2 separate regions of the Homo sapiens genome follow, and region 2 is linked to region 1. Evidence: chromatin contacts called from ENCODE Hi-C or POLR2A ChIA-PET data. All regions are on one chromosome and are shown on one strand. Each heading gives the region's core, a stretch centred on a gene start or an enhancer-like site at or near the end of the contact. The rest is flanking DNA. Distances are from core to core; before and after follow the strand shown. Region 1 has its middle 39 kb from the start of MIR934. Region 2 has its middle 28 kb from the start of SNORD61.

Region 1 (7,331 bases), core at 2,180-4,679:
ACTATACCCTGGGTTACAAAAAAAATTTAACAAATTAAAATAATGGAATTATATACAATGTGTTATTTGGCCAGATGGAATCAAACTAGAAATCAATAACAGAAAAATAAAAGGGAAATATCTAAACACTTGGAAACTAAACAGCATGCCTAATAATACATGAGTCAAAAAAGCAGTCTCAAAGGAAATTTAAAAATAAATAGGACTGAATAAAATGAAAACACAACATATCAAAATATATGGAAATCAGCTAAAACAGTGCCAAGAAGGAAATTTATAACACTGAATGCTTACATTGGAAAAGGGCAAAAGTCTCAAATCAATAATTTAGGCTCACATCTTAAGAGCCTAGAAAAAGAAGAGAAAGTCAATACCATTGTTTTCAGTGGCATAGAAAACAGAGAATCATTAGAAAAACTGATGAAACAAAAAGCTGGTTCAGGTCGGGCGCAGTGGTTCATGTCTGTAATCCCAGCCCTTTGGGAGGCCGAGGGGGGCGGATCAACTGAGGTTGGGAGTTTGCGACCAGCCTGACCAACATGTAGAAACCCTGCCTCTACTAAAAATACAAAATTAGCTGGGTGTGGTGGTGCATGCCTGTAATCCCAGCTATTCGGGAGGCTGAGGCAGGAGAATCGCTTGAACCCAGGAGGTGGAGGTTGTGGTGAGCTGAGATTGTGCCACTGCACTCCAGCCTGGGCAACAGGAGCGAAACTCCGTCTCAAAAAAAAAAAAAAAAAAGCTGGTTCTTTGAAATAACTTGATAAAGTTGATAAACCTCTAGCAAATTTGACAAAGGTAAAACGAAAGAAGATAAAAATCACCAATATCAGACCAGGCACAGTGGCATACATCTGTAGTCCCAGGTACTCAGGAGGCTGAGGCAGGAGGATTGCTTCAGCCCAGGAGTATGAGGCTGTAGTACACTATGATTGTGACTGTGAATAGCCACTTGCACTCTAGCCTGGGCAACATAGTGAGATCCTGTCCCTAAAAAAATACAAAAAAAAAAAAAACCCAAAAAAACAAAAATCACCAATATGAGGAATAAAACAAAGATATCACAGCAACCTCTGCAGCCATTAAAAGGATAATAAGAAATACTACAAACAACTTTATGGTCATAAATTTGCATGCAGATACTTGTCTTTATTTGTAATAGCCAAAAACTGGAAAAATACCCAAATGTCCTTCAATAGGAATAAACTTCAATAAAGAAATTGTTCTATGTCCATACCGTGAAATGCCACTCAATAATACAAACAATACAATATGCAACAACTTGGATGAATCTCGAGGCAATTATGCTGAGGGGAAAAAAAAAGGCAATCTCAAAAGTTTATGTAGTCTATGAGTTCATTTATATAATATTCTCAGAATGGCAAAACTATTATGATAGAGAACAGATTAATGGTTACCAGGGATAAGGGAGAGGGGCCGAATGTGGCCGTAAAAGGATAATAACAGAGTTTTGTGGCAATGGTACAGTTAAGTATCTTTTATTTTATTTATTTATTTTAGTTTTTTTAGAGACAGGGTCTCGCTGTGTCTCACAGGCTGGAGTGCAATGGTGCTATCATAGCTCACTGCAGCCTCAAACTCCTGGGCTCAAGCCATCCTCCTGCCTCAGTTTTCCAAGTTTCTGTGAGTACAGGCACAAGCCACCCCGTCTGTAATTACAATCGTCCTGCTTCAGCCTTCCAAGGTGCTGGGATTACAGGTGTGAGCTTGGCTCTTTTTTTGTTTTATTTTTCTTTTTTCTTTTTTTCTTTTTGAGTTGGAGTTTTGCTCTTGTCACCCCGGCTGGAGTACAATGGTGCAATCTTGGCTCACTGCAACCTCTGCCTCCTGAGTTCAAGCAACTCTCCTGCCTCGGCCTCCCGAGTAGCTGGGACTACAGGCGTGTACCACCATGCCCGGATAATTTTTTTTTTGTATGTTTAGTAGAGACGGGGTTTCACCACGTTGGCCATGATGGTCTCAAACTCCTGACCTCAGGTGATCCGCCCGCCTCAGCCTCCCAAAATGCTGGGATTACAGGCGTGAGCCACTGCGCCCGGCCTTTTCTTTTTCCTTCTTTCTTTCTTTCTTTCTTTCTTTCTTTCTTTCTTTCTTTCTTTCTTTCTTTCTTTCTTTCTTTCTTTCTTCCTTCCTTCCTTCCTTCCTTCCTTCCTTCCTTCCTTTCTCTCTCTCTCTCTGTCTTTTTCTTTCTTTATTTTTCTTTATTTTTTTTCTTTGGAGACGGACTCTTGCTCTGTCACCCAGGCTGGAGTGCGGTGGCGCAATCTCGGCTCACTGCAAGCTCCACTTCCCAGGTGCAAGCGATTCTCCTGCCTCAGCCTCCCAAGTAGCTGGGATTACAGGCATGCACCACCACACCTGGCTAATTTTTGTATTTTTTAGTAGAGACAGGGTTTCACCATGTTGGCCAGGCTGGTCTTGAACTCCTGACCTCAGGTAATCCACCCACCTTGGCCTCCCAAAGTGCTGGGATTCCAAGCATGAGCCACTGCGCCAGGCCTCTTTTTTGTATTTTTTTTTTTTTTTTTTTTTTTTTTAGAGACGAGGTCTCACTATTTTGCCCAGGCTGCAGTTGAGTATCTTGATTGTGGTTGTGATTACACAAATCTTCACATGTGATAAAATTGCATAGAGCTACACATACATGCTTGCAAGTATAATTGGCAGAATTCGAACAAGCCTTATTTTCTCATCTGTAAAGAGATGTCATATCACACCCACCCCAGAGGGTTGCTGAGATAAGCCATTGAGATAAACAATGCTTAGCACAATATCTACTGACATATAGCAAAGGCTTAAGACAAGAGGTAGTAGTAGCAGCAGTAATTATTATTATTATTATTGCTATTTTACCACCTACCTCTAGTGGTAGCCAGTGCCTAGAACCCATGGTTTCAGATTTCACTCCTTATCATAAATCCAAGTGAGGTTGGCCTTTCTATCTGCACCTTCTCAAAAGCTTTTGAGAAAATCTTCAGGTTTCAAGTAAATCTTTACTTATTTGGGGTCTACACTGTGGTTTTGACTGAGTTTCCCTCTGATATTTTGGTTCAGCCAAGGTAGAGTTCAAAGTGAAATTTAAAGGAGAAGGGCTCTTTTATGCAATTCCAACTGGAGAAGGTTTACAAAATGGAATCTGCTGAGTTTTGCGCAACTCTTTGGTCAGTTTGCTTTCTTAGGCCAGACAAGTATGTCTACAATGGTGGAGTCATAAACCCAAAGGAGAGAAATGGGTGTGAGAAAAGAAGACGCACCTTCCTGTATCCAGTAGCTACCCTGTGTGAGAAGCAAAAGATAGTTGTAAGAAAGCTATAAATATGATTCTGTCCAGCAGTTCAGTGTCTGCTGGATGTACCAAGTCATCACCTTCAGGCAGTTTCTATTAGTCAGAGGCATGTTTGCCTGACTGTAGGTGGGTGGAGGGTCAAGGCAAATGCCTCCTCTCCAGCTTCTCAGATGGGAAGTAACTGTGGAAACACAGTAGACCTGTGAAAAGCACAGGGAATGCGATATGTAAAGACTGAAACACAAGTCAACAGTGGTATTAATTCTGCAGCAGTATAAAAATAAAGAATTGTTTACAAAGATGAATTAAAACTTAATAATGTCATGTTTAAATAATCAGCATTCCCACAACATTTTAGTCATCATAACCCTGACTAAGTTGTACATTTAATGGTGAAAATTCCTTTCTGGGGTGCATTCTGGATGTAGCGCTGTAAATGCACACATTTTAAATCTTATGCTAAACAGCAATTTTGTCAGGAATAAACAAGAAATAAACTCCTGGGTGAGTGAAAGGTCTGGGAACATCTGTTCAGGGAAAATAATTGAGCATATTGGTGGAAGGAGCCTGCGAGTATAAAATAGATCGGGAGGCTTTTTTTTCTACATTGTTTCTGAGTTTTAATTTATCAAATTTCATGCTGATTTTGTAACGTATTGCCTGATAAGGGAATTAGAAAGAAAAGCAAGGGTACCAGATAATGCTTCCTTCATCCCAGCTAAAGGTATGCTCCTGAGTTTTCTCAAATATCACTTCTCCAGTGAAGCCTCCTCTGGCCTTTCATCCAGCCCTATTAGGTTGGAGCTCCATGGGCTCTCACGACCCCTCACTCCTTTCCCTCAGAGTGCACATCGTGCTTATAATTAAATAACAAATAGGCTGGGCGTAGTGGCTCATGCCTGTAATCCCAGAACTTTGGGAGACTGAGGTGGGCGGATCATTTCAAGTCAGGAGTTTGAGACGAGCCTGGCCAACATGGTGAAACCCCATCTTTACTAAAAAACAAAACAAAACAGAAACAAAAATTAGTGTGGTGTGGTGGCACATGCCTGTAATTCCAGCTACTCAGGAGGCTGAGGCAAGAGGATTGCTTGAACCCCAGTGGCGGAGGTTGCAATGACCCAAGATTGCGCTACTGCACTTCAGACTGGGTAATAGAGCAAGACCCTGTCTCAGAAACAACAACAACAACACCCAAACTGTGTAATTGTTAGTTTAGTGCTTTTTTTCCTCCTAGATGGTACGCTCTGTGAGGACAGGGACTGTGTCCATCTTAGTCACTGCTTACCAGGGACTCCTAGCTCAGAACCCGGCACATAGTGAGTGTCAGTTAATATTTCTGAATTAATTTCATTTTCCCACCCATCCTTTATCTGAACTAGCTGAATGGGTTTCTATTTCTTGCAAACAAGAAAGTTAAGAAGAATTTGCCGGATGCAGTGGCTCATGCCTGTTATCCCAGCGCTTTGGGAGCCTGAGGTGGGAGGATTTCTTGAGCCTAGGAGTTTGAGACCAGCTTGGGCAACATGGAGAGAACTCTGTCTCTACAAAAAAATGACAAAATTAGCCAGGCATGGTGGTGTGTGTCCGTGGTCTCAGCTACTCAGGAGGCTGAGGTGGGAGGATTGCTTAAGCCCTGGAGGTCAAGGCTGCAGTGTGCTGTGATTCACCACTGCACTCCAACCTGGGCGACAGAGCAAGACCCTGTCCAAATAAATAAATAAATAAATAATAAATAAATTTATTTTTGTAACAAAAAGAAGGATGTAAAGGATTAAAGAAAACTCAGAGTCTCTGGGAAATCTTAGCACAGGTTTCTTTTCAAGAGTTTATTTGCCAAGGCATTCATCCTGTTTGTAACACTAAGGGCCTACGTTTCAGACTCTGAGTGCTTGCACAACTAGATCTGCTCCCTCTTCTCAGCCTCAGGGTAAAATGTTACACTACTTCTTTCCTCACCTCCATTCTAGTTTCATTTTTAGGTTGCTAATCTGACCTTTAGTTTTGTTTTTTTTTTTGTTTTTTTTTTTAATGAGGCACTAAATGCAAAGAGAAAGTAGGTATTTTCCCCAGATGTTATTTTACCAAAGTGAGACAACATCATTTCTTAGATTTTCTGTAGTTAGGGACTTGAGAGCAGTTCAAAGTCCCCATTCCTCATACACATACCAGAATATAATCTATCCTTATCTCACAGCCAATTTTTCTTGGAAAAGTTAATTTGTGGTGTTGAAAAGGGAATATTGTTTATGCTTTGTCCATGAAACTGAAGGGCTTAGCAAACACCAGACTTCTGAATATAGGATTTAATAATTATCTCCCCAAATGAGGTCTTTATTCCCATTTAGTTCAGAATTTAACAAATGCACTCAATTCCCTTCTCCCCCAACACCTGTAGTATTCAGGCAGAACTTCAAAGCCCTCAGCCAGGGCTATTATAAGCAAAGCCCCGTGATAGGTGGGAGGCTGCACTAGAAACTAAGATCCCCACTCACAAGGCAATATTTCAAGGATTGCACAATCTCAAGAGTGAAGCATTTCTTGAGAATACATTTTTAAAACATTGATTACTCTTCTATGCTGATTGTATTGGCAATATATTTTAATATATAAGAAGACATTACTTTTCTACCTCCATTCCAGGAACGGTGGCTACTCCTAGTTCTCTTTTGATCTCCGTGGTAAGATGCCACATCACCTCCTCCAGGAAGCCTTACTCTACCCCCACCAGCCCTGTGCCCTCCTCTGTGCCCCTACAGCAGTCCCAGTAGACCCCACAGAGCACTTGACCCTTCACTCCCTTTCTCCTGTTTCCTTTTAACTGAGAGCCCCTGAGAGCAAAACCCACATCTTTTTCATTCGATCAATTCTGCCCTATCTTGCCTCTGGGCCTTCACTCCTAATTATCTTTCAGAGCTTTGCTTCAAGCACCTGCCTCCTGTGTGAAGCCTTTCACAACACTTTCCCATGTTCTCCTACCATGGGCTATAATCCCACAGCCATGGGGCCCACTGGATTTACTGTAATCTATTTGCTAGAATGTCTCCAGGTGTGCTAATAAATGTTTAATAACTGATTTTATGAAAGGAAAAAAGAAAACATTCCAAGTTTATAGTGATTGCCAATTTCCACTGTGTAAATATTCCCACCATGACCAATTTCAAGCTACCGACGTGAGGCTACACATTGATTTGGGTAGAAATGCCCAGTAGTACAGCATTATACAGCATTTCCATCAGACTGCTACAATAGCTATAGATCACCTCAAGAGCATATATAATAAGCAATGGCAGTAAAATAATTAGGAAGTGATACATTTTGAGTGTTTCTTACCTTTGTTTGAAATGTATTTTAATTGCAGGCTTATAGAATTTTATTTTTAATAAGTTTGTGTTTAACGACTGACTGGCAAAAATTTCTAAACATCTATCAACTCTCATGAATCAGTAGCAATGGGCTCCAGTGCATCACTGTTTGTATCTCTGACTAGACTGTGAACTTGAGAACTGGGACTGGGACTGTGCTGCTCATGGCACCTCCAACACCTAACACAGAGGAGGCACTGTGTAATGTTCATTGGCGGCAGCCAGGCATATCCATCCTTTTGTCCTCACTTTAAAAGGAGTTAAGAGAAAGTTCAGTGTGCTGTTTAACCACAAAGGCCACTTGGCAAATGCTCTAGAGGAAGCCATACCAACCTCAGCTAAGAACGAGGTCAGATCTCCGTCATACATAGTACTTTATTGCCAACTTCCTACATGTTAAGCTAGTGTGCCACTCCCTACTGAGAAACAAACAAGGCTCTGCTAAGTGTTTTATCCTTTCCTTGAGGGGTTAGCACCAGCTTACTTCCTAAAGAAGCAAGCCAAGATAGCACAGGTCTGATATTAATGCCAAATTCACACAAAATCCCATGTGGCAAAAGAGAATTCTTGCCTTTCTAAGCCTCAGACACTGACCCAATTATTTTAAGATCCATTGGCATTCACTGAATTCCAGCACAACAGGAGAATTTAACATTTCT
Region 2 (7,331 bases), core at 3,096-5,595, 260 kb before region 1:
ACCATGTTGGCCAGGCTGGTCTTGAACTCCTGACCTCAGGTGATCTACCCATCTCTGCCTCTCAAAGTGCTGGGATTGCAGGCGTGAGCTGCAGCGTCAGGCCCAGACTCTGTTCTAAGTACTTTTCATTAACATATTTGCTCCTCACAGGAACTCATCAGGTAAATACTATTATTTTCCTCATTGAATGCGTGAGGAAATTGTTACATAGATAAATAATGCAAGGTCACATACCTATATACTGATAGACTTAGATTTCAAGTCGTGTTGTTCCAGAAATCATGTTTCTAACTAGTATGCTACACTGCCTGTCATGTATGTTAATACATGTAATACTTTATGAATCATTTAAGGTGACTTTTAGTCATCCACACAGAAATGTCACATGTAGAATTAGGTGTAAGTAATGAGGTTGCTGGAGTTGTATGGGTTGGAGGTAAATTTGGGAGTCATAAGCATGTGGATGGCACTATAAGGTATGAATATCGAAGTGGATGAGATCACTCAGGAAGAGTGTAACTAGAGAAGTCCAAGGACTGAATGCTGGCATGCTCTAACGTTTTAGAGGCCCACGAGGTGAGAATGTAGCATGAAATCTAAAAAGGAATGGGCTCAGAGGTAGGAGGAAAATCAGGATAGTGTGGTTTCTAGGAAGCCAAGAGAAAGTTGCAAGAATGACTGTTGAATGCTGCTCAGAGGTGAAGAAAAAGGAGTGAGCATTCGACACAACATGCTACATGCGTTGGGCATACTAACACACAGTTAACAAAAGCCATTTCAGGGGGATGGAAGGCGCACAACCCTATTTGAAGTGGGTTGAGGAGAGAATGGCACAGAAGGAAAGACAAGAACTAGAGTGAGCTATTTCGAGAAATGTTGCTGTGGTGAAGGACAGAAGAGTAGGAGGATGTGGGGTCAAGGGAGGTATTTTTTTAAAATGGGAGATACTAGAATGTCTTATTTATTTATTTATTTTGAGATGGAGTTTCGCTCTTGTTGCCCAGGCTGGAGTGCAATGGCGTGATCTCGGCTCACTGCAATCTCTGCCTCCCGGGTTCAAGTGATTCTCCTACCTCAGCCTCCCGTAGCTGGGATTACAGGTGCACGCCACCACGCCCAGCTAATTTTGTATTTTTAGTATAGCCAGTGTTTCTCCGTGTTGATCAGGCTGGTCTCGAACTCGTGACCTCATGTGATCTGCCCACCTCGGCCTCCCAAAGTGCAGGGATTACAGGCATGAGCCACCGCGCCCGGCACTAGAATATAGGTTTGTGGGACTGTTCCAGTAAAGGGGGAGAAATTGACACATGAGAATGAGGGGATGACAGTATTAATGAAGTCTTTGGATAAGGGAAGATGGAAGCCAAAAAAGTCACAGGGCGACGTTAAGAGCAGAAGTATTTCATCCACCACACTATAAGGGAAGGAAGGCAAAGAATGAGGGTGGACAAGCAGGAGATTAGTAGATTAGGTTATGGGAAAATAAGGAAATTTACTTACTTATTTATGTATTTATTTATTAATGAGATGGATCACCTTCTGTTCCCCAGGCTGGAGTGCAGTGTGCGATCTCGGCTCACTGCAATGTCTGTCTCTCGGGTTCAAGGGATTCTCCTGCCTCAGCCTCCCGAGTGGATGGGATTACAGGCGCCTGCCACCACGCTTAGCAAATTTTTGTATTTTTAGTAGAGACAGGGTTTCACCATGTTGGCCAGGCTGGTCTTGAACTCCTGACCTCGTGTGATCCGCCTGCCTTGGCCTCCCAAAGTGCTGAGATTACAGGCGTGAGCCACTGCACCCTGCCAGGAAACTTTTAATATTGTATCTTTTTTCTAGTTATTTAGAGGCAATGTTATCTGCTGAAAGTGAGGAGGAGTGAGAAGTGGAGGTTTGAGGAGAGATAATAAATGAGACAGTCATCTGAAAAGTTGGAAAGTGAACAAACTAGAGAAGTATTTGGTAGTTTTGAGTCCCATTTGAGATTTGTATCATGAATTTATAGAGAAACCAGTTAAGCATGCTTACATATTTTTCTCTAGCAACACTTACAGCTTGAGTGCAGGTCGTGGTCCCACAAAGCAAGTATACAATGAGGGAGAAGTAACTCCTGGAAGACAAGTTGATGTACCATGAGAAGGTAGAATGGATATGGGACAGTAAAATCAACAATAACTATGCACTACACTATGCTGTCCACATACTACCCCAGTTCCTTATTCTTTGTGGCCAAATGTCTTAAAAGAGTCACTTATGCCTGCTGTCTGCAATTCCTCCTCCCACATTCTGTTTAATTCATTTCAGTCAAGTTTTCACTCTCATCATTCCACCGAAACTGCTCTTGTCAAGGTCACCAGTCACCTGCGCATTGTTAGATTCAATCCAAATTTTCCTCTTCCATATTTGACTCCATTAGTCACTCCTTCCCTGATAGTATCCTAATTTTAGGATACTTCACTTTTTCTTTTACTCCATTGATCACTACTTCAGTCGTTTGCTGATCCTCTTCCCTAACCTTTTTTTTTTTTTTTTTTTTTGAGACGGAGTTTCGCTCTTATTGCCCAGGCTGGAGTGCAATGGCACGATCTCAGCTCACCACAACCTCCGCCTCCCGGGTTCAAGCAATGCTCCCACCTCAGCCTCCCAAGTAGCTGAGATTACAGGTGCACACCACCACGCCCAGCTAATTTTTGTATTTTTAGTAGAGACAGGGTTTCACCATGTTGGTCAGGCTAGTCTTGAACTCCTGATCTCGTGATCTGCCTGCCTTGGCCTCCCAAAGTGCTGGGATTACAGGCATGAGCTGCCATGCCCGGCCTTTTTTTTTTTTTTTGATACAGGGTCTCACTGTGTCACCCAGGCTGGAGTGCAGTGGTATGATCTCTGCTCACTGCAACCTCCGCCTCCTGGGCTTGAGGGATTCTCTTCCCTCAGCCTCCTGAGTAGCTGGGATTACAGGTGCCCACCACCATGGCTGGCCAATTTTTGTATTTTTAGTAGAGATGGGGTTTCATCATGTTGTCCAGGCTGGTTTCGAACTCCTGGCTTCAAATGATCTGCCCAACTCGGCCTCCCAAACTGTTGTGATTATGGGCGTGAGCCACTGTGCCGGGCTGACTTACCAATTTTTAAAAACCCATTCTTTTTGTCTTCTCTTGATAGAATTATAATCTCCATAAGATCAGGGATCTTTGCCTGTTTTGTTTATTCCTGTATCCCCAAAGCCTGAGATGATGCCTAGAACATAGTAGTAGTTCAGCAAGTATGTGTTAATTGAATGAATATGCTTCACTTCTCATTTGCTCTTCTAAAAATACCACTGTCTAACATACTTTAACTATTTGGCATACATCTTCAAGTGTACTGCTTTATGGCTACCCCAAAGAAAGACAACCTAAAGTTTTGTGAATAGTTTTATTCAACTCCAAGTGCAGAATGTCTGCAATCTTATTTTTCCAATACATAAACTGAAAATGTTAAAATGTATCCCTAAACATTCTATATAAAATATTGGGAGAAGAGAAAACAAGAGTATGATACAGTAAAAGGAGAAATTCAGGTAGAGACTATGACTCTTGCTTAGGTAACTGGTCACAAGGCAATAATTGGTAATCATAATATTCTTCCTAAAATATCCATTTTGTGTGTGTGTGTATATATATATATATATATATATATATATATATATATATATATTTTTTTTTACCTCAGTTAATGGTGGTATTTTACTTGGTTTACTAAACCTTCAATCCTGAGGGGTCTAAGCCTGTGTGATGTTGTAATAATCTTCCTTTAGCTTTTAAAAAACATTTTGGCTGGGTGTGATGGCTCACACCCATAATCTCAGCACTTTGGGAGGCCAGTCTCAGCACTTTGGGAGGATAGCTTGAGGCCTAGGCAACATAGTGAGACCCTGTTTCTATGAAAAATAAAATTAGCTGGTCGTGATGGCACTTGCCTATAGTCCTAGCTACTCAGGAGACTGAGGCCGGAGGATTGCTTGAGCCTATTAAGCCTGCAGTAAGCTGTGATCACACCACTGTACTCCAGCCTGGGTGACAGAGCGAGACCCTGTCTCATAAAACAAATAAATAAAACCATTTTTATTCCACCACAAAAATGAGCATGAAAAAGATTTTAAAAATTGAACTGTAACACACAGAAAAGTAAACAAAGCAACTTCCATTTCTGGAAATGATGGGATAATCGATACTGCACCTACTCTCTCCCCATAAACAACTGTAAAACTAACCAACATATAATGAGGCAACTATTTTGAGACATTGCACAATAAGTACTCTAGGAGAACAATCCTTGAGAAACGAAAGCCACACGAGGAGAGCCCCATGTTCACTCAGTTCTCTGACTAGGGGCAGTTTTCGGATTGTAGCACAGGAAGGTGAAGTTCAAACACGGCACATTGTTCTCACTGGACAAAGGAAGCAAAGATCACAGTTTGGGTTTTGAAGAGGAAGGACATAGACAGTGTCCCCCGGATGTTGGTGTGGGTGTTCCCTGTGGGTCTTTTTAAAAGTTTTTATTTTATTTTTGACATGGAGTCTCACTCTGTTGTCCAGGCTGGAGTGCAGTGTTGTGATCTCGGCTCATTGCAACCTCCGCCTCCCAGGTTCAAGTGATTCTCCTGCCTCAGCCTTTCAAGTAGCTGGGACTACAGGCGTCCGCCACCATGCCCAGCTAATTTTTGTATTTTTAGTAGAGATGGGGTTTTGCCATGTTGGCCAGGCTGGTCTTGAATTCCTGACCTCAGGTGATCCACCCACCTCGGCCTCCCAAAGTATCGAGATTACAGGCATGAGCCACCATGCCCGGCCCCTGTGGGTCTTTTCAGAAAATTTAAATTTGTGAGAGAAAAACATCTGAACATCAGGTACAGTCTGATCTACAAAGATTCAACAGTATGTCACTGCCCAGGTGTGGTAGCTCACATCTGTACTACCAGCACTTTGGGAGGCCAAGGCAGAAGGATCACTTGAGGCCAAGAGTTTGAGACCAGCCCTTGAAACATAGTGAGATCCCATCTCTACAAAAAATTTAAAAATTAGCTGGTGTGGAGGTACATGCCTGTAGTTCCAGCTACTTGGGAGGCTGAGGTGGGAGGATTGCCTGAGCCTGGGAGTTCGAGGCTGCAGTGAGTGTGGTTGTGGCTCTGCACTCCAGCCTGGGTGACAGAGGGAGACCCTGTCTCAAAAACAAAAAACCCGAAAAAATAAAAAAACAAAACCCACCACCACAACAGACAGACCCCCAAAACAAAAAAAACCTGTCATAACTCATTCCTGGACTACTCTTATGTAGTTTGCAGGAGAAATTCCAGGTGGAGCATCAGCTGAACATTTATCTAAATTCATAAAGTCATGTAAACTGAGTATTACACAATACATCATGACTACAAACTACAAAATAGGCAATTTAGGCCCCTTTTTATTTATTCATTTATTTATTTATTTTGAGACGGAATTTTGCTCTTGTCACCCAGACTAGAATGCAATGGCACAATCTCAGCTCACTGCAACCTCCACCTCCCGGGTTCAAGCCATTCTCCTGCCTCAGCCTCCTGAATAGCTGGGATTACGGGCGTCTGCCACCATGCCCGGCTAATTTTTTTGTATTTTTAGTAGAGACAGGGTTTCACCATGTTGGCCAGACTGGTCTCGAACTTCTGACCTCAGGTGATCCACCTGCCTCAGCCTCCCAATATGCTGAGATTACAGATGTGAGCCACTGTGCCCGGCCAGGCTCCTTTTTAAAAATGAAAAAAAATTTCTATTACAGGCTTATTTTGAGCATTTTCAGTTAGATGATAGCTTTATTTTTACTCGCAATTGATAGCAACAGAATACCTTCTCAAGTATCTATAGGCAAAATATGTTACTTGTGTGATGTTTGCATCCTGAAGTATACTTCGACATATGTGAGTTCACATGAGATAATGAAACCACTGTGACAAGATCCTGGCTGATGATCAAGACTTGGATACTTTTCATATTTAAAACATTTACAGTAGGGAGCCGGGCGTGGTGGCTCACGCCTGTAGTCCCAGCACTTTGGGAGGCCGAGGCGGGCGGATCACAAGGTCAGGAGATCAAGACCATCCTGGCTAATACGGTGAAACCCCGTCTCTACTAAAAATACAAAAATTAGCTGGGTGTGGTGGCGGGTTCCTGTAGCCCAGCTACTCGGGAGGCTGAGGCAGGAGAATGGCGTGAACCCAGGAGGCGGAGCTTGCAGTAAGCTGAGATTGCACCACTGCACTCCAGCCTGGGCGACAGAGCGAGACTCCGTCTCAAAAAAAAAAAAAAAAAAATTTACATCAGGGAAAAAAGCAAGAACATACAGAGAAGCAACACCATTTCTTTTCTTTCTTTTTTTTTTTTTTCCAGATGGAGTTTCACTCTTGTTGCCCAGGCTGGAGTGCAATGGCGTGACCTCGGCTGGCTGCAACCTTCACCTCCCGGGTTCAAGCGATTCTCCTGCCTCAGCCTCCCGAGTAGCTGGGATTACAGGTGTGCGCTACCGTGCCCGGCTAATTTTTTGTATTTTTAGTAGAGATGGGGTTTCACCATATTGGTCAGGCTGGTCTCAAACTCCTGACCTCAGGTTATCCACCCACCTCGGCCTCCCAAAGTGCTGGGATTACAGGCATGAGCCACCGCGCCCGGCCGGACACCATTCTTTTTCAATGAAACAGTCTAATTCCAGAGAATGAGACTTCCAGTTTGAATGCAAAGTGTGTGGTCCCAAAGTTGAATTCTTTTGAACCCAAGTACATGCCTGCGGTTGGGAGGAACACTTAAAGATGAAGCAAGTTCGGAGGAAAGTGTTAACTGAACTACAGAGATGGTCACTGATAAAACAAGTTCTTAGAAGTTCTCAGACACACCCAGAGGTGAAGGGCAGCCAAAACTATCAACACAATGGAAAAATGAGCTCACCCAACTGCACACACAGAGCTTCTAGAAGGGTTAACAGCTCTTGCCATAGGTTCCTGGTTGTAGTTTACAATATCTGCCTTTACCACCCTCTGTGACTGTTCTATTTCTGCTTTGTTTAATTTGATTCCAAGGATTTCAGCAACAACTTTTTGAAAACACAGGAAGACAGAGTCTCTTGCCTTGGCTGAAACAAAGTGGCTATTAAAACCATTTTCCTGGCAAAACCGTAAGTGTTTTTCAGGTTTTACTGTTTGATTATGCTCCAAATCAATTTTATTGCCCACTAAGGTAACCAGCGGCTGAGTTTCTGACTCTTCACTCACTTTCTTCACTAATCTTCTAAAAATTCTCAAAGCTTTGATAACTTGTAATACCATATAC

What was found. Hi-C counts contacts between places; a loop is a spot of excess contacts on that map. ChIA-PET counts read pairs that join two places held with the same protein, here RNA polymerase II (POLR2A). Pooled maps may share reads with other maps.
Region 2: POLR2A ChIA-PET joins it to region 1 with 21 read pairs in naive thymus-derived CD4-positive, alpha-beta T cell. The contact joins two enhancer-like sites. A Hi-C loop is called at or near these places in 5 of 50 pooled maps. POLR2A ChIA-PET finds 5 or more read pairs at or near these places in 2 of 52 experiments (activated CD4-positive, alpha-beta T cell and naive thymus-derived CD4-positive, alpha-beta T cell).

Annotation. Positions count from the first base shown.
Region 1 is chrX:136,586,194-136,593,524 of GRCh38, reverse strand. No RefSeq gene overlaps it. Among named protein-coding and RNA genes, the nearest start is that of MIR934, 39 kb to the right of the region's middle. RefSeq lists enhancers at 5,331-5,390, 6,833-6,902, 6,993-7,122. Within about 2 kb of position 3,429, at least 2 of the 41 ENCODE cell types and tissues checked have a DNase peak (open chromatin) inside an H3K27ac peak, as active enhancers do.
Region 2 is chrX:136,847,650-136,854,980 of GRCh38, reverse strand. It overlaps the pseudogene RAB28P5. Among named protein-coding and RNA genes, the nearest start is that of SNORD61, 28 kb to the left of the region's middle. Within about 2 kb of position 4,345, at least 2 of the 41 ENCODE cell types and tissues checked have a DNase peak (open chromatin) inside an H3K27ac peak, as active enhancers do.